Linked DNA regions of Mus musculus: region 1 is linked to region 2. Evidence: chromatin loops called from intact Hi-C (ENCODE). Cell type or tissue: left cerebral cortex. All regions are shown on one strand. Links, peaks and the distances in the headings refer to the core of each region. The heading gives the core; the rest is flanking DNA.

Region 1 (9,782 bases), core at 899-8,898, 62 kb before region 2:
GCGGGGATGGGAGGGAGTAAAGGACGGGGAGGAGCGAGGAACCAAAGATGCGAGATTTGCTTAAAACTGTCAAACAAAATTTGATAAAACAAAAACAGAAATTATTACATAGCAAAAGGGAACAAAAGCCACCAGCCCTATTAGTACAGTCTTGTAATCCCGGGTACTTGGGGACCTCAAGTTCAAAGTCTACCTGGCTGTAGCCACGGTGAATTTCTGAACGCAAAATCAACCTGAACAACTTAAGGAGACTTTTTTTCCTGCTTTGGGTTGTGATCTTTTTATTTAAAAACAAAAATTCTGGGCATAGTGGCACATGCTTTTCTTTTTTTTTTTTTTTAAGATTTAATTTTACGTAGTGAGCACACTGTCGCTGTCGCTGTCTTCAGACACACCAGAAGAGGGCATCAGATCCCCATTACAGAAGGTTGTGAACCACCATGTGGTTGCTGGGATTTAAACTCAGGAAGAGCAGTCATTGCTCTTAACCACTGAACCATCTCACCAGCCTTGGCACGTGCTTTTAATAATCCCTGTACTCAGGAGGCAGAGGCAGGCAGATCTCTATGAGTTCAAGGCCAGCCTGGCCTACAGACCTTGAGTTCCAGGACAGGACTACACAGAGAAACCCTGTACCAAACCCTTCCTCCCCACCCACACAAAAAAGAGGATAGAAAAAAGAAAAATTGGGCATGGGGGTGCATGCCTTTAATCCCACCACTTGAGAGACAGAAGCAAGTGGATCTTTGAATTGCAACCCAGTCTTAGCCACATATCAAGTTCCATGCCAGCCAGAGTTGTATAGTGAGACCCTGTCTCAAGAAATTTAAATTAAAAAAAAAAAAAAGGCCCAAAAGAAAATAAAGACTGGATATACAACTCAGCATCAGAAGACCTGCCTAGAATCCCCCAGTGAGGGGCTGGGGGCATGGCTCAGTGGTAGAGCACCTGCCTAGAATCCCCCAGTGAGGGGCTGGGGGCATGGCTCAGTGGTAGAGCACCTGCCTAGAATCCCCCAGTGAGGGGCTGGAGGCGTGGCTCAGTGGTAGAGCCCCTGCCTAGAATCCCCCAGTGAGGGGCTGGGGGCGTGGCTCAGTGGTAGAGCCCCTGCCTAGAATCCCCCAGTGAGGGGCTGGGGGCGTGGCTCAGTGGTAGAGCCCCTGCCTAGAATCCCCCAGTGAGGGGCTGGGGGTGTGACTCAGTGGTAGAGCCCCTGCCTAGAATCCCCCAGTGAGGGGCTGGAGGCGTGGCTCAGTGGTAGAGCCCCTGCCTAGAATCCCCCAGTGAGGGGCTGGGGGCGTGGCTCAGTGGTAGAGCCCCTGCCTAGAATCCCCCAGTGAGGGGCTGGGGGCGTGGCTCAGTGGTAGAGCCCCTGCCTAGAATCCCCCAGTGAGGGGCTGGGGGCGTGGTTCAGTGGTAGAACTCTGACCAATATTCAGGAGGCTCTGTGTTCAGCCCTCACAGATGGGGCTTGGGGGAGACCAAGAAGAAGATTTTGAAGAAGGTTGGTGTCCCTTCTTTTCCCTGCCAGACACTCAGTAGGGGAAGCTCGAGAACACGATTCTAAGAAGCCTTTGATCACGTTGCTGCTTCTGACCCACGGCACGGGATGCTTGTGAGTACTGGTCTTCAGCTCCCTGCCTGGTGGCTCCTCACCTCAGGTGCTCCACAGTCGATGTTTCCCCTGACTCAGGCCTCTGTCCCTTCTCCCTCCCCTTTGGCTTCAGCTGTCACGCTTAGATTCCCACAGCTGGTAACTGGAGCTCTGAGCAGGGCTTTCGGCTGCGAGCCGCCCCAGCCTCCACCTGTTCAGAGCACCTGATTGATGGTTCTCTCCACCGCTCCTGCTCCTTTTTTGGCGCCTTTCAGAAATGGCTCCAGCTTTCTTATATAAGTAGCTGCCTTTCTTCCCAACCCCTGGGGAGCTGCAGTTACCACATCATCCCTGGAACCCCAGGTGTCCCACCCAAGTCCTTACTCAATCCCCAGGGGACCTGCTAATACGAGCTGTCTTAAATAAAGAGCCAATTAAACCTCTTCCAAAGTGTAACTCGGCCTTCCTGGCTGGGACCCAAAGGTCAGTGTGGCTGAGCAGAGCATGAGCAAGGGTCACTGGGGTCGGGTTGGGGGTGGAATGAATGTGTGGACCTGTGAGAAGAACTCGAGGTTTTGCCTAACAGTGGTCTTTGGCTCGTGTGTGTGTGTGTGTGTGTGTGTGTGTGTGTGTGTGTGTGTGTGCGCGCGCTCCTTTTTTTTTTTTTTAAACCTGTTTATATGTCTAGACAATGAGTGCATGCAGTTCCTGCAGAGGTCAGAAGAGGGCATCAGATGCCCTAGGGCTGAAGATAAGAGAGTTGGGAGCTGTCACGTGTGTGGGTGCTGGGAACTGAACCCAGGTCCTCTGGAAGAGCAGTCAGTGCTCTTAACTGCTGAACTGTCCCCCCAATCCCTCGTTTTGTTTTGCTGTTTGTTTGCTTAATTTTTAATCTTTTAAAATGTTTATTTTATATAGAATTTTATAATTTTATATAATATATACTATTATACTACTGTATAGTATAATTATATCATCTTATAAATGGTAATTTTATATAGTATTTTGTAATATATTCTTTTCCATTCCCTAACTCCTCCCAGATCCTTTTTGACCCAACTCCATGTTCTCTCTTAAAAAAAGAAAGATGAGCCAGGTGTGATGGCGCATGCCTTTAATCCCAGCACTTGGGAGGCAGAGGCAGGCAGATTTCTGAGTTTGATGCCAGCCTGGTCTACAGAGTGAGTTCCAGGACAGCCAGGGATACACAGAGAAACCCTGTCTCAAAAAAAAAAAAGAAAGAAAGAAAAGAAAGAAAGAAAGAAAGAAAGAAAGAAAGAAAGAAAGAAAGAGGGAGGGAGGGAGGGAGGGAGAGGGAAGAGAAGAGAAGGGGGAGGGGAGGGGAGGGGAGAAGAGGAGAGGAGAGGAGAGGAGAGGAGAGGAGAGGAGAGGAGAGGAGAGGAGAGGAGAGGAGAAGAGAAGAGAAGAGAAGAGAAGAGAAGAGAAGAGAAGAGAAGAGAAGAGAAGAGAAGAGAAGAGAAGAGAAGAGAAGAGAAAAAAAGAAAGATGGTAAGTTCTGGGTTAAAAGTTTTGTGTGTGTGTTATTGTCCCTATCCCTCCACTGGGGTTCCTGCCTGGCCACAGGAGGCAGCCTCCTCAGGGTCCATGTCCCTAGTGCTGTGAATCACAACTAAGAACACCTCCATTGATTCCTGGACACCTCCCCTATCCCAGGTCTCCATCTCTTCCTGGAGATGTCCCATGCCTCCCCTATCCCAGGTCTCCATCTCTTCCTGGAGATGTCCCATGCCTCCCCTATCCCAGGTCTCCATCTCTTCCTGGAGATGTCCCATGCCTCCCCTATCCCAGGTCTCCATCTCTTCCTGGAGATGTCCCATGCCTCCCCACCTCTGTCAGTTGCAGATTTCCATTCATTCTCATGGCCATCAGGCCATCCCCCTGCCCTCCCCAGCCCAACCCCAACCCCCACACACACTCCCTTTCCCCCTCTCCCACCCAGCTCCCTCCCTCCATCTGCCTTCCACCACCTTTCCATTCCCCTTCCAAGTGAGACTCAAGCATTCTTGCTTGTGCTTCCTGTCCAGCCTCCTTGTGTCTGGAGTTCAGCATGGGCATCCTGTATTTTATAGCTAATATCCACTTACAAGAGAGAACATACCCTGTGTGTCCAAATGCAATGATTGGGGATGGAGCAGACACTGGGGGAATGGTCAATCAATAATTGACTCAAATTGAGACCCATCCCATGGGCAGTGGTAGCATCCATCTTTAATCCAGCACTCAGGAGGCAAAGGCAGGAGGACCTACAAAGTGAAGGTTCAGGAAACCCTGTTACACAAAGAAACCCTGTTTCAAGCAGGGTGGGGGTGGGGGAAGGAAACAGGAAAAAAAAAGGCACTGAAAAAAACATGAGAGTCGAATTTGTTTTAGCCTACTACTTACTGAGCATGGGGCCTGCCCTAGGGTGTGGTTGATGTGAATTCTGTCTCTCCATTGAAGAAATTCCCTCTCCCAGAGGCTGTAGTTTATGAATAGCTTTTTGGCTAGGGATGGGACTTGTGCCCACTGTCCCTCCTCCATGCAGGGATTTGTCTGGCCTACGCTGCACAAGTCCTGTGGATGCTGTCACCGTCTCTGAGTTCATATGTGCACCTGCCTTGTGTCTGGAATGCTGTTTTCTTGAAAACTGTCCACCACCCCTGGTTCTTAGAACCTTTTCAAGCCTCTCTTCTGCATATTCCTTATATTTAAAGAAAATCACTTTCAAAATTGTGGTATGTGTGGTATGTGTCAGAACCACCCATGAAGCCTGGTGTGGTGTACCCTGCAGTCCCAGAACACACACACACACTAACAGTTTTTAAATTTCTTTTTTAAAATTAATTAATTAATTAATTTACATCCCAAATGCTGCTCCTTCTCTGATCTCCCTTCCCCTTCTCCTTTGAGAGGGTGCCCTCCCCCAGGTACTCCCCAATCCTGGCACTTCAAGTCTCTGAAAGGTTAGGCGCATCCTCTCCCATTGAGACCAGACAGGGCAGCCATGAAGCTACATACACGCCCAGGGCCTAGTTCCAGCCCTTGTATGCTCTTTGGTTGGTGGCTCAGACTCTGAAGCTCCCAGTGGTCCAGGTTTCTTGACTCTGTTGGTCTCCCTATAGGGTTCCCACTTACTTCAGGGCCTTCAGTTCTTCCCCCAACTCCTCCATAAGTGTCCCCGACCTCCATCTGGTGTCTGTCTGTGGGTAACTGCATCTGTTTCAGCCCACCGCTGAGTGGAGCCTCTCAGAGGACAGTCATGCTAGGCTCCTGTCTGCAAGCAGAACAGAATATTATTAACAATGCAGTGATGGATGCTTGTCCATGGTTTGGGTTTCTTATTGGTCCAGTTATTTGTTGGCCTTTTATTTGGTCTCTGCTCCATTCCTGCATTTCTTTTAGATAGGATAAATTTTTGATCAAAAGTTTTTTGGGCGAGATGGTGTCCTTATCCCTCTACTGGGAGTCCTGCCTGGCTAAAGGAGGTGCCCTCTTCAGGCTCCATGTCCCCACTGTTAGGCATCTCAGCTAACATTACCTACACTGACTCCTGGGAGCCTCTCCTATCCCAGGTCTCTGGGACTTCCTAGAGATTCTCCCCTCCCCACTCCACCCCATACCCCCATACTTTACTCCACCCCCACAGCTGCAGATTTCTATTCATTCTCCTGGCCCTCTGGGCCTCTCTCCTGTCTCCCTTTGCACCCGATCCCGCCTCTCCATTCCCCTCTCACTCCCCTCTCCCACCCAGTTCTCCCTCCCTCTGCCTCCTATGACTGTTTTGTTTCCCCTTCTAACTGTGATCCAAGCATCCTTGCTTGGGCCTTCCCTCTTATTTAATGTCTTTGGGTCCGTGGGGTATATCATGGGTATTTTGTACTTTATGGCTAATATCCACTTATCAGTGAGTATGTACCATGTGTTGGGGTCTGTAAGTCGCCCCACAAACCACACAAACACTGAGCTCAGTCAGACAGGGATGGTTTATTGAATGCATACCCTGATTCTGATCCATCAGGGTTGTAGCTGAGGCTCTGGTCCCCGAACATCTTTCTCTGTCAGCTTATAAAGGAAAAGGAAAAACAAAACCCACAAAACCCACAATGAGCCATCCATGGGTACAGGAAGTGCTGCCTGGTAGTCTGCTATAACTCAGGATATTTCAGACTTAACAGTTCATATTGACATTTGATTTGATGGATCTTATGTAAAGCTTTGTGGAATTTCTTAAGATTAACAAACCTCATAACCTACAGAACATAACAGGGTATGTGGTCAGCATGACCCTGCTCTGAGTCGAGTTATTTTTCTGTGTTAATGACTGGCAGGCATGAAACAAAATGGCTACAGCTATGCTAGGGTGGGCAGGCCTCAACACCACACCTGTCCTTTTGGGTCTGGGTTACCTCACTTAGGATGATATTTTCTAGTTCCATCCATTTGCCTGCAAAATTTTTATTTTTTGGTTTTATTTTTAAAGATTTATTTATTTTATGTATATGGGTAGCTGAAGAGATGGTTGTAAGCCTTCCTGTGATTGTTGGGAATTGATTTTTTTTTTTTCGAGACAGGGTTTCTCTGTATAGCCCTGGCTGTCCTAGAACTCACTGTGTAGACCAGGCTGGCCTCAAACTCAGAAATCCACCTGCCTCTGCCTCTCAAGTGCTGGGATCAAAGGTGTGCGCTACCACTGCCCGGACAGGAATTGAATTTTTAGGACCTCTGCTCGCACCGGTCAGCCCTGCTCACTCTGACACAAGATTTATTTATTACTATACATAAGTGCACTGTAGCTGTTTTCGGAAGTGCCAGAAGAAGGTGTCAGATCTCATTACAAATTGTTGTGAGCCACCATGTGGTTGCTGGGAATTAAACTCAGGACCTATGGAAGAGCAGTCAGTGCTCTTAACCGCTGAGCCATCTCAACAGCCTGATGTCCTTGTTTTTAATCACTCAATAGTATTCCATTATGTAAAAGATCCACATTTGCTTTATTCGTTCTTCAGTTGAGGGAAATCTGACTTGTCTCCAGTTTCTGGCATTTATGAGTAAAGCTGCTATGAACATAGTGGAGCACCTGTCCTTGTGGTATGGTAGAGCATCTTTTGAGTATGTGCCCAGGAGCTATATAGCTGGGTGTTCGGGTAGAACTATTTCCAGTTTTCTGAGAAACAGCCAGATTGAGTTCCAGAATAGCTGTACATCTTAAACAGTGTTTAAGGTTCTTTAAATGGATAAAATAGTAAAAAGAAAATGTGATCAAGTCCAGAGTAACAATAAAGAAACATTAGGAAATAGAACAGATGGGGACCTGGAGAGACTGCCTAGAAACTCAAAGTGCAGACTGCTTTACCACGGAACCCACGTGCAGTTTCCAACACTCGCATGGGTGACAGCACTGTAACCGCAGTGCCAGGGGATCCAACACCCTCGGGCATTTTCAAATGCCTGTGCTTACTTGCACATCTCCACATAGAGACAAGCCAGGAGACACATAAAATTTGTAGGCTTAGATTTTCCTAAACCTATTTTATTTATGGTTCTTAAACACTTCAACCTGCCCTCTAGCACCCCAACCAGAGGTTAGAGGAGAAAGAGGTTGCTAGGAAACGGGGGCTGTGGACCTGATTAGAAGTAGTTCTTTGGGGTGATTCCAATCTTTGTGGTCAGGTTATCAGCAGTCCAGCCCAAACACCAAACACGAATGAGTAGCAGTGACTCGATCCAGCAGATCCAGCCACCGAATCGGCGGGAGTCAGCGGAAGCAGCAAGAAATCACTCATGAGAAGTTCTTTGGCGCTTTTCTCTCTCCAAAGTGAAGAGCAGCGAGGAGCAGCAAAGCATTGCGCATGCGGTGTTGCAACGGAACTGCGCATGCTCTCACTGTGGGTTCTACTTACACTCTTTCCAAACGTCATGCGCTCTCTCAAGCATCTGCTTCAGCAAAACATTCTCTCACACAACAGCGCCAGAAGAAACACCACGTGACACAACTGAATCTCCAAAGAAACCAGAAACCTCCACTTCCCATAATTGACGATAAGACAAACCTTTAAAGAGGCTGGAAAGACGGTCGAGCAGCTAAGAGTGTGTCCTGCTCAGGGCTAGAGATTGTGCACATTGCTCTTGCAGAGCTGAAGTTCCCAGGGCCCACACGGAGAAGCTCACTACTCAGAACCTAACTTCAGGGGATCTGATGTCCCTGGCCTCCGTGAGTATCTGTATTCAGATACACATAGTCACACATGTGCACTCACGTGCACGCACGCGCACACACACCCAAACAAAACAAATCTTAAAAAAATATATAAAATGTTAAAAATAGAACAAATGTGCAAACGTGGGGCTCAAAAAATAAAACAGAGTCAAGTCCAAGTTTGTGAGCCCTGGGAAAAGACCAGAGACACAGTCCATTATAATTAAAAGATTTTAGGCTGGCCTCAAACTCAGAAATCCGCCTGCCTCTGCCTCCTGAGTGCTGAGATTAAAGGTGTGCGCCACCATGCCGGGCTAAGATTTTTCGACTAACTGCAAAAACATAGGAGGTGGAGAAGGATTTTTAAAGGGGAAGGCTGGGCTGGCGAGATGGCTCGGTGGGTAAGAGCACTGACTGCTCTTCCGAAGGTCTGGAGTTCAAATCCCAGCAACCACATGGTGGCTCACAACCACTGGTAATGAGATCTGACGCCCTCTTCTGGAGTGTCTGAAGACAGCTACAGTGTACTTATATATAATATCAATCCTTTTATTATATTAATTTATTATACTTATGTATAATAAATCAATCCTTGGGCCAGAGCAAGCAGGGACTGAGTAGGTGGGAATAACCGGAGTGAGCAAAGTTTCTAAAAAAAAATTCAGTTCCCAACAACCACATGAAGGCTCACAACCATCTGTACAGCTACAGTGTACTCGCATACATAAGATAAAATAAATAAATCTTAAAAATAAATAAATAAGGGGAAAGCCACATGCAGACCTTCAATATCTACACAAGCAAGCAAAAAACTGTTCAATTCTACAAAGTTGAGCGCTTAAGGCGACTCAGAACAATCTTTGGTATCTGTGTAAGGAAGTTACAGAAGCAAAACAAAGCAGTCAGTCATATCATGATGAGCAGCTCGCCATGGCTGTACACTTTGGGCGAGCATCACAGAGTTATGGGAACTTAACTTCCAGGGACTGGAGTCGGAGACAAATGGCTACTGAATACCAAGATGGATACCTAGCCTAAAATGGAGCTTCTTTAGCCAGCACACAAGTTTCCTAGAGAAGCAACAGTCGATCCAAAAATAACAGGAAAGTGTTATTCAAACTTCAAGGTAGCAATTATGTAGTATAAAGAACAGAGAGAGAAAAGAATATGAAAAAAATGAACAAATCCATTCATATGAATTACAAATTCTCTTTGTGGGAGCGCCAGTAGTGGACAGAGAAAAGTGAGCAGAAAATGTACGGTGGCTCACACATATAATCCTACATTTTCAGAAGCTGAGGCCAGAGGATTGCCCTCAGTTCAAGATCAGCACGGGCTATAGAGCAAGACCCTACCTCCCAAAACACTATTTTATGAGCATAGCTGAAAACACCCCATATATCTTGAAAAACTAATCTTTTAAAGAGGAAGGTCAGGCTGGCAAGATGGCTCAGCAGGAAAGAGCACTGACTGCTCTTCCGAAGGTCCGGAGTTTAAATCCCAGCAACCACAAGGTGGCTCACAACCACCTGTAATGAGATCTGACACCCTCTTCAGGAGGCCTACCCACAAAGATCAGTGAGCTCCCAGGAGATAAACATGTTAGAAAACACAGGATGGCCCAGTGGCTAACAGAACTGATGGCCATCTCGCCTGGCCCTGATTTACACATCTTTATCACATGTGATTGATATATCATAGACTGCACATATCTGAAGGAAACGTCTTGGTGGCACAGACTGAGACATAATTTATGTATTGTAGCATTCACTCTTGAAAGCCAGACATGGTGGCCTACACCTGTAACTCCAGTCCTTGGGACGCCGCTGTAGGATGATTGCCATGCATCCCAGATGAGCCCCAGGTATAGAATGAGTCTCTATCTCAAAGACAGACAGACACACACACACACAAGTTCAGTAATTGCACATGTCCCCAGTGTCTTGCAGCCATCAGTCATAATTCCAGACATCGTCATTCCCCCTGTTCCCT
Region 2 (9,782 bases), core at 668-8,667:
GCCACACTCTCCCAATCGGGCTCCCTCTAGTGCTGTCCGTGGTGCTGACTCGCACTGCCTCTGAGCCTCTGCTTTCAATAGGCAAGGGCTGGAGTGACGGTTTTGCGGGTAAGAGATGCTGGATACACACTTGGTCTTGGGCGTCCTGAGCCAATACTGATCCTTTCAGAGCCCACAACAGATCAGTACAGATATCACCAAAGTCGAACTTGGTGAACCAGTGAGTTCTATTGGTGTTACTTACAGGAGCAGAAATGACTTACAGACAAGCTGTATCACCAAAGCTCGATCCAGCATGAGTGACAGCTTACAAAGCTGAGAAGCTGGAGCCCACCGCACACCCTGGAGACAGACAGCTAAATAGGTTGGAGAGTGTCCTTCCAAGTGATTCAATTGGTCTAAACCTCTTCCAGGCAGCTTAGCTGGTTTCTGCTTCCTCCAGGCAGCTGGTCTGGTCTAGGAGTCTTCTTTGCAGCTTTGCTTGTCTGAGAGTGACTCTCAGCAGCTTGTTTACTTTGGGAAGGAGAGGCCTAGCGAGTCTGGTCAGTTTCAGGGACTTCCTGAAGCCATTTTGAGATATTTGCCTTCCTGCTTAAGGAGCTTCCCTGAAGACTGGAATGTTTCCCTCTCAGAGAAAACTGTCATACAACTTGTTCACCACTGGGCTACTGCCACCTGAGCCCCTTTCATACTATTTCTACAGTTTGCATGAGTACCCTTCAAAGTCTACATGTTAAAGACTTGGTTCTTAGGATGCTCCAGGGGGGTGCTGTGAGCCTTTACAAAACACAACTGAGTGAGTAGGAATGGTCCCCACAGACTGGTATGTGTTTATGCTTGGTCCATAGGAAGTAGCATTATTAGGAGGTGTGGCCTTTTTGGAGTAGGTTTGGGTTTATTGGTGGACATGTGTCACTGGAGGCAGGTTTTGTAGTGACACAGTCTTTGTTTCCTGCCTGCAGATCAAGACGTTGAACTCTCAGCTCCTTCTCCGACACCGTGTCTGCATACTTACCTCCATGGTTCCCACCATGATGATAATGGACTAAGCCTCTGAAACTGTAAGCCAGCCCCAACTGCTTTTCTTTATAAGAGTTCTTGTGGCACATGCCTTTAATCCCAGCACTTGGGAGGCAGAGGCAGGTAGATTTCTGAGTATGAGGCCAGCCTGGTCTACAGAGTGAGTTCCAGGACAGCCAGGGCCACACAGAGAAACCCTGTCTCAAACAAACAAACAAACAAACAAACAAACAAACAGAGTTCTTGTGGCCATAGTGTCTCTTCACAGCAGTAGAAACCCTAAGACAATGACTTTATATGAGGTTCTTAGGTTGTGGGGACATGCTCCCAAAAGCAACCGTGGGACTTGGTCTTGTCATTCTCTCTGCTTCATGGTTCATGATGCAAAGGGTTCTCTCCACCATGCACTCCCCAAATGATATGCCCTTAGCAATGGCCTACAGCAGTGAGATGCTCAATCTTTGACTGAACCTTCGGAATTCTGGGCTAAATAAACCTCCTTATATATTGGCTACCTCCGGTCTCATTGTGGTAACTCGATGTTACTAATGTTTAGTCACTAATGACTAATGTGACTAAATGTACCGATCAAATTACATCACAGTGTGTGGGAAGCGGTTTCCGCTGTGCCTGTGTGGCTTAATTGGTAAACAAGCAATGTGCGCATGTGTGAGAGTGTTTTTCGTGCCAAGTCACGGCCCATCCCGGGGAGTGGTGATGCGGCTCTGGGAGAGCAGCCAATCAGGTGTGGACACGCCACACTAAGGTGTATATAAGCAGCGCCTTTTTGATGCTTGGGGTCTTCCTCTTCATGTTGAAACTGGTGTAATAAAGTTGCTGCAGAAGGATCCGGTTTCTCACACGTGTGTTCTTGCTGGCGAGACAATAGCGCGTGTGAGAACAGTGGGCACATGCACAACTGCCAAAGAGCATGGCAACAGGCTCTTCTCTCGTGACAGCTCCTCCTACAGTGTGCGAGAAGCAGAGGCATTGTATGCATCCTACCTGAGCATGCCCTCAGATTCCCCTTCGTTTGCATCCGTGTTAGACCTTGAATTATGCAATCTCAGTAAGACATAGACACTTAAATGCCACCTGGAAAGCACCAGACAGTCTGGCGGGGATGGGGTGGGGGTTGGGGGGGGCCCTACAGTTTCTGTAAGAGATCAGCATTAGCTCAGGATACTTCAAGACCAAGGTCTCCTACAAAAGAGATTTATTTGCCCCAGAGAGACAAGGGCAGGGAATAAGAGATAAATGCTGGAGATAGAGGAGGAGGCAAGGGGGAGGGAGCAAGAGAGAGGGGGGATTTCTCTAGAATGAGGCAAAGGACTGGGATAGAGAGGAGACAGATGCGGCACATTCTGCAAATGGCAATTAGTAAAGGCTCAAAGGGAAACCCCCGTGATAGGATGAGGTGTTTAATTTTGATTGGACAGGTTGATTTGGATAGGCAAAGGGAGCTTTTGATTGCTGGACTTCAGTGCTTTGATAGCTGGACCTTGATAGCCAGCTTCAGGAGGAGGATGTGATCTTACAGTTTTCTTAGCAAAGCATTGGGAACAGGAGAGAAGGGCAAGGCCTGCCAGAGCCGTGTTTGCCAAGCTCTGGACAGCTAGAGCCGCTTCGCTTTCCAAAAGTTGTGTTCACAACTCGGGGTCTGACTTGGGGAAAGAGTGATATTTAAAAGAATCCACAAAGGAAAGCAGATAATTGACTAAATGACATAAGTGACGGGAAGGACGTGGCTGCTAGTATACATCAAAATGTTGAGCAGTCACCAAAGGTCTCGAGTGCCCTGTGAGCAGCCGACTCACAGGACACGCCTGCTCTCCCTTACTGTCCCGTTCTTTTCTCAACATGTTCGCACGCACGAAGACTTCAGAGAACAACTTTTGGGTGTCATTTTTTTCCTTCCACCATGTGGGTTTCTGGGATTGAACACAAGTAGTCATCAGATTTTGGGGAAAGTGACTTTACCCACTGAGCCATCTTGTTGGCCTTTATGGTTCAGTTGTAAGTCTATCTATTTATGTTTTGCCTTTAATTGATAAATCATAGTAGAGTTAATAGGTTAGTATAGTTAATAATAACCTGTACTAGGTTAGTTAACTATCGAGGCATAGTGAGACATGCCTATCATCCTAGACTCAAGAAGCAGAGGCAGGAAGATCAGGAGTTCAAGGCCATCCTTAGCAGTCTGAGCTTCGTGAAACTGTTTCAAAAACACAACCAAGAGACCAGAGACCTGGCTGCAAGGTTAAGAGCACTGGCTACTCTGGTAAAGGTTTAATCACAGCACCCAGCAGGGTTTCCGTAACTCCAGTTCCAGAGGATCCAGCGCCCTCTTCTGGCTTCTGTTGGCATTGTATTATGTGGTACACATATAAACATGGAAGCAAACCATCATGCCCATAAAATAAAATACATACAAATAAAGAAAACTTTTTTTTGTTTTTGTTTTTTTTTTTGGTTTTTTTTTTTTTTTTTTTTGGTTTTTTCGAGACAGGGTTTCTCTGTATAGTCCTGGCTGTCCTGGAACTCACTCTGTAGTCCAGGCTGGCCTTGAACTCAGAAATCTGCCTGCCTCTGCCTCCCTAGTGCTGGGATTAAAGGCGCGCGCCACCACGCCCGGCAAGAAAACTTTAAAGACTAATTTTAAAACTAAAATTAAATTTAGAAACTTAAACCGATTGGTAGAAATGTGAAAGAGACCCCCCCCCTTCAACAGAAAGGATGCAACCGCTCTTCTGACTGCTAGGTAGCAATCTCAAGGCTCGCCAGCAAATGCCCGGAGGACACGCGTGCGCACTGCTCCTCGGCTTCGCCGTTGGAGCTACGCCTGCGCAGACGGCGAGACACGCGACCCCCTACCCGTGCGCATTGCGCTCGTGGACGCGCCCTCGCGTGCACGCCCCGCGCCTCACGGCCCCGTTCTTCCCGGGTCTCAGCGAGCAGCGGTGCTGACCCCGCGGTCCGACATGTCGCAGCTGCCCGCAGTCAGCAGCGCCCCGCAGACGGGAGCAGCGAGCCGCGACCGCCGGCTCCCGCAGGCCGAGGTAGGCGGCGGGCGGCGTGCGCTCCCGGGTCCGGCGCGACCTGGGGAGACCCGGGGACGCCCAATGGCGGCGGCCCGGGAAGGCCCCGCAGCCCCGGCGGCGGCTGCCAGGGGAGGCCGGGTGGCTGCAGCCCGGGAAGGCAGGGCGGCGGCGGCCCGAGGAGGCCCTGGGGCGGCGCCCCGGGGCGGCGCAGCGGCCCGCGAAGGCCCGGCGGCGGCGGCGGCGTCCAGGGAAGCCCGGATGGCAGAGGTGGCCCGGCTGCTGGGCGATCCGCTGGAGGAGGAGGCTCCGGAGGGCAGGCCCCGGTCCAGGGCGGGCGGCCTGGCGGCGATGCCGTACATGCGCTTCCGCCACCCCCTCAGCGTCTTGGGCATCAATTACCAGCAGTTCCTGCGCCACTACCTGGAGAACTACCCGATCGCCCCCGGCCGGATCCAGGAGCTGGAGGAGCGCCGGCGGCGCTTCGTGGAGGCCTGCCGAGCCAGGGAGGCAGCCTTCGACATAGAGTACCTGCGTAACCCCCAGAGGGTGGATTTTGACATTTTAACGTTTACCATAGCCCTGACTGCATCAGAGGTGATCAATCCTCTAATAGAAGAACTGGGTTGCGATAAGTTCATCCACAGAGAGTGAAGAGTCGGACTGCGGGGAGGGCACGGCACCAAGACCTCCGCATCCAAGTGAAACCCCATCCTGCAACTTGGTTTTAAGAAATCAAACGGATCTTGAGAGGCAGCGCTTCCTCAGAGGGAGGAAAAGCGTCAGAAAATTGGGGGTGGGGAGGGAAAGCATCGTAGACTCCTACCGTTTCTTGAGTTTATGATCAGTTGAAATTTCTTGTGTTATGGAAAAGGTCCATCCTCGTGGCTTCGTTAATAAGTAAAGGACGGTTTTGTAAAACTGTAAAGACTTAAAATTGCCAGTAGTAGAGCCCACGACGAAGAAGACTCGAAGAGAAAGCTGGTTTTAGGACGAGGTTTCTGTGGAGAACTTGACCTTGTCAGAGCAGGCAAAGTCTTCACGTCAGCGTCAACAAGCGTGTATAGTGTAAGAGGGATTTTGTGTCTCAGACATTGTGAATGGCGAACAACATAAATATTGTATATAGTATGTGATAAATCGTGTTTCCAAACATACCAATTTTCTGGGATTTTATTTTCCATTTTTCAAAAGTTTTTTTTTTCCGTCATTGCTTTGTAATTAATCTATTCCTAAGTCCCAAGACTATGAAGGATTGAGAGTCTTCTGTCCTTCTCTCCTTGTCCCCATGCCTCATGCAGCCTCTGAAGGCAGTTTCCGTCCTTGTTTCCTTTTTTATACACATTTTATTTCTCAGCAGAGTTGACAGATTTTGGTTTGGATATTGTGATTTCTTATGAAGATACCGTGAAGAACCTTCCCGACCAGTATATTTACTCCTTAGGGCTATATTTTGTGGTTATGCTGTTATGAACCAGGAATATACTGGTGGACGGTGGGCTTTTTCCCATCGGTTTCTCCTGGCAGTATGGCGCCACCTCTGGTAGGTTGGCGCCTGCGCACACCAACGGGCCCGTGGGCAGGCACATACTGCTTCCGTTCTGAACACATTTTTCATGTCTACCATCCCAAGGTGGAATAAGTCTTATACTTGATGGTGTTATATACCTACTACTTTTTGGGGTTTTTTGGTTTTTTCGAGACAGGGTTTCTCTTTATAGCCCTGGCTGTCCCGGAACTCACTTTGTAGACCAGGCTGGCCTCGAACTCAGAAATCCGCCTGCCTCTGCCTCCTGAGAGCTGGGATTAAAGGCGTGCGCCACCACGCCTGGTTTTGTTTTGTTTTGTTTGTCTTTTAAGTTTCCATAAAATTGACGGTTCGTCTCACTAGCTTCTTAGGCTTTTTGTTCTTGATAATCTCTGTAGCCTGATGTCTAGAGGTGACAGTCCTGGGCCAAAGGCTTGCCTTTGTAACTTTACAGATGCAGCTAATTGGCCCCTTGGTGCTCCCACCAGTGATCGATAATTGGATGTTTTCTGACTCCCTAGCCAATATGCTCAACCATCAGATGCACAGTGCTTACCAGACTGACGGTAGAAAAAAAAGATATAGCGGTTGTAAGGTTTTTATTGTAAGTTATCTTTTCACTTTAGAATGAAAAGGTGGGGGGATGGAGAGATGGCTCAGCGGTTAAGAGCACTGACTGCTCTTCCAGAGGTCCTGAGTTCAAATCCCAGCAACCACATGGTGGCTCACAACCATCCGTAATGAGATCTGGCACCCTCTTCTGGAGTGTCTGAAGACAACTATAGTGTACTTACATACAATAAACAAATCTTAAAAAAAAAAAAAAAAAAAAGGAAAAGGTGAAGCCGGTGTGGTGGTGAATGCCTTTAATCTCAGCACTTGGGAGGCAGAGGCAGATTTCTGAGTTCAAAGCCAGGCTGGTCTACAAAGTGAGTTCCAGGACAGCCAGGGCTACACGATGAAACCCTGTCTCGAAAAAAAAAAGAAACAAAAGGTGGGTCAATGATAGCACACTTGCCTAGAATCCCCCAGTGAGGGGCTGGGGGCGTGGCTCAGTGGTAGAGCCCCTGCCTAGAATCCCCCAATGAGGGGCTGGGGGCGTGGCTAGACCCCCCCAGTGAGGGGCTGGGGGCGTGGCTCAGTGGTAGAGCCCCTGCCTAGAATCCCCCAGTAAGGGGTTGGGGCATGGCTCAGTGGTAGAGCCCCTGCCTAGAATCCCCCAGTGAGGGGTTGGGGCATGGCTCAGTGGTAGAGCCCCTGCCTAGAATGTACAAGTCTCTTGGGTCTGATCCCACCCCCAACACACACCACAAAAATCTAGTTCCTTTTCCTCTCTCATGACTGTCCAGATTTTTGTTGTAGTTGTTGTTTTGGTTTTGGTTTTTTCGAGACAGGGTTTCTCTGTGGAGCTCTGGCTGTCCTGGAACTCACTCTGTAGACCAGGTTGACCTCGAACTCAGAAATCTGCCTGCCTCTGCCTCCCAAGTGCTGGGATTAAAGGCGTGCGCCACCATCACCCTGGTGAATGTCCACATTTTTTACCCATTTCTCCCCTTAATAATTCCCTTAATGGCTGTAGTAGCTTACTATTATTAGTGACATTAGGTATAACAATAGTTTGTGATATGAGTTACAAATATATTTTTTTCTAGTTATTTAAGTGGCTTTTCTGAAAGATTTTATTTTTATTCTCGATGTGAGTTGAGCAGATCAAACCAGGCCACCAGGCTTGTGTCAACTAAGGTTAGGGGTTTTTGTTTTTCCTGTTTTCCCTAAATTGTGCGAAATTTTGAATTCCAAAGTTTTATTAGTGTGTATGAGAGAGGTTACTCTTTTTTTGGATTTTTGGTTGGTTGGTGGGTTTGGTTTTGAGTTTGTTTTTGTTTTTTGTGTTTTGTGTTTTGTTTGTTTGTTTGTTTTTTGTTTTGGTTGGTTTGATTTGGTTTGGTTTGGTTTGGTTTGGTTTGGTTTTTCAAGACAGGGTTTCTCTGGAGATTTCATTTTTTTATCGTGAACCACTTGGGATTTATTCAAAGAAGTAATAGTGTTTCTGGTTATTTATGCTCATTTTTACTTGGGGGCGGGGATGAGACAGGGTTTCTCTGTGTAGCCCTGGCTGTCCTGGATCTGCCTCTGTAGACCAGGCTGGCCTCAAATTCAGAGATGGCCTGCCCATGCCTCCCAAGTGCTGGGAGTAAGTGTGACCACCACACCTGTGTTATTGCTAGTTCATTAGAATCACATTTATATATAACCTAGGAATAACTGCTGCCTTTAAGATACTGCTTTTTATATACCTTTCATTTTATAATCAGATACTTTTTATTTTAAAGTGTTTATCTTTAATGTGTCTGAGCTGTTGCCCCCATTTATATCTATGTTCACTTTGTGCATGCAGTGCCTCAGAAAGCCAGAAGGGGGCGTTGGATGCTTTGGAACTGGAATTATGTGCAACCTTTGAGATGCTGGAAGCCAAACTCAGGCCTTTACAAGAGCAACAAGCGCCCTCCGCCTCTGGCCATCTCTCCAGCCCCTCAGTCTTTCCTTTGAGCTGTGTTTTGTCATATTTGGTTCAAGACAGAATCTCACTTTTAATCCATGCCAGCCTGAAATTAAGGATTCACGTGTCTTATCTTCCAAAGGCTGGGGTTACAGGTGTGAGCTACCACATCGGTAAGATATGGAACTCTTCCAGCTAGGTGGTGTTGGTGCTTGCCTTGCCTTTAATCCCAGAAGAGGCAGGCCTGACCTATTGTTCTATAGCCAAGGCTACTCAGAGAAACTCGATAAAATAAAATAAATGGTGAATAAAAAGTTACAGAGGTCTTTCTGTTCAAATGATCTGTTTGCACGTTATTTTTTACTTATTTTTTGTTTTGTTTTTTCAAGACAAGATCTCTCTGTGTAGTCCTGGCTGTCCTGGAACTTGCTCTGTAGACCAAGCCCAGAACTCAGATCTGCCTGGCCCTGCCTCCTGCATGCTGGGCTTAAAGGTGTGTGCCACCACCACTGCCTGGCTGTTTTCATGTTTTTTAAAGACTTTATAGACCAAGTAGTGAGACCTCATGCCTGTAATCTCAGAACATAGGAGGATCACCACAAGTTTGATATTTGGCTAAATATCTTGGCTGGGGTCAGAAGTCTGTAGAATACTTGTTTCGCAAGGTTTGGTCCCAAACCCACATAGGAAAGATGAGGTGACACACACTCATAGCCCCAGCACAGGTGGTATAGACAGAGGATTCCTGACGTTCTCTGACAAGCCAGCAGCCCTGGGTTCCAGCAAGAGGCCTGCCACAGAAGACAGGTTGAACTATCACAAGGAGCACTGGGGGTTGACCTCTAACCTCCACATAAGCATGCACCTGCACACGCATGAAAGCAAGCGTGCACACAGATGTTTAAAAGCTTCTTTGTACCCTTGAGTCTAAATGTTTTATTTGGAGAGTATTAATATTGTTAGATGAATTCACCTGAAATTGGTCTTTCACAGGTCTAGTCGTTTGTTCCTAGATATCTCATCTGTTGTCTGCATGAATTCTGTGTACTTGAATGCCAGGTGCTCAAGGAGGCCACAGGAGGGCGTCTGACCCCTGGAACTGCAGTTACAGAAGGCCGAGCTGCTGTGTGAATGCTGGGAACTGAACCCAGGTCTGGCAGAGGAGCAGCCAGTGCTCTGAGCCATCTCTCCAGCCCCACTCAATAATGTTAGTTTGTCTGATGATTCTTCTCTAACTTTTCAGTGTGTGTTCATGTGTGTGGTGTACACATACATGTGTATGTGTGTCCATATGTGCAGAGGCCAGAAGAGGGTGTCAGGTAACCTCTATCACTTTCCTTGAGACTCTCACTGAACCTGGAGCTAAGCTGATGGCCTCCTTCTGTCTCTACCTCACAGAGGTGGGGTTATAGCACATGTGGCCATGCTCAGCTTTAACATGGATGCTGAGACCCAAATTTCAGGCCCTCATGAGTGACAGACAGTCTGATGGCCCCCATGGGTGACAGTCTGATGGCCCCCATGGGTGACAGTCTGATGGCCCCCATGGGTGACAGTCTGATGGCCCCCATGGGTGACAGTCTGATGGCCCTCATGGGTGACAGTCTGATGGCCCTCATGGGTGACAGTCTGATGGCCCTCATGAGTGACAGTCTGATGGCCCTCATGAGTGACAGTCTGATGGCCCTCATGGGTG

What was found. A loop is a pair of places that touch in the nucleus more often than their neighbours do. Peaks named below come from ENCODE experiments on the same cell type or tissue, not always from the same donor. Only the 100,000 strongest peaks of a DNase experiment are listed, where the experiment ranks them.
Region 1: a loop joins it to region 2, with 2.6 times the contacts of the local background. A loop is called at or near these places in 8 of 42 quality-filtered maps.

What each region holds. Positions count from the first base shown.
Region 1 is chr7:28,201,610-28,211,391 of GRCm38, forward strand. No RefSeq gene overlaps it. Among named protein-coding and RNA genes, the nearest start is that of Dyrk1b, 26 kb to the left of the region's middle. In left cerebral cortex, for the core only: a CTCF peak has its summit at 4,811 (motif pointing left); DNase peaks (open chromatin) are centred at 4,801, 6,744 and 7,483; H3K4me3 peaks cover 866 bases; H3K27ac peaks cover 478 bases.
Region 2 is chr7:28,263,954-28,273,735 of GRCm38, forward strand. It overlaps Eid2 (EP300 interacting inhibitor of differentiation 2), which reads left to right and starts at 3,928. Exons shown (of 1, transcript NM_198425.2): 1 at 3,928-5,215. The coding sequence starts at 4,002. The coding sequence ends at 4,712. In left cerebral cortex, for the core only: CTCF peaks have their summits at 3,363 (motif pointing left), 5,609 and 7,992 (motif pointing right); DNase peaks (open chromatin) are centred at 3,857 and 4,450; H3K4me3 peaks cover 1,679 bases; H3K27ac peaks cover 913 bases.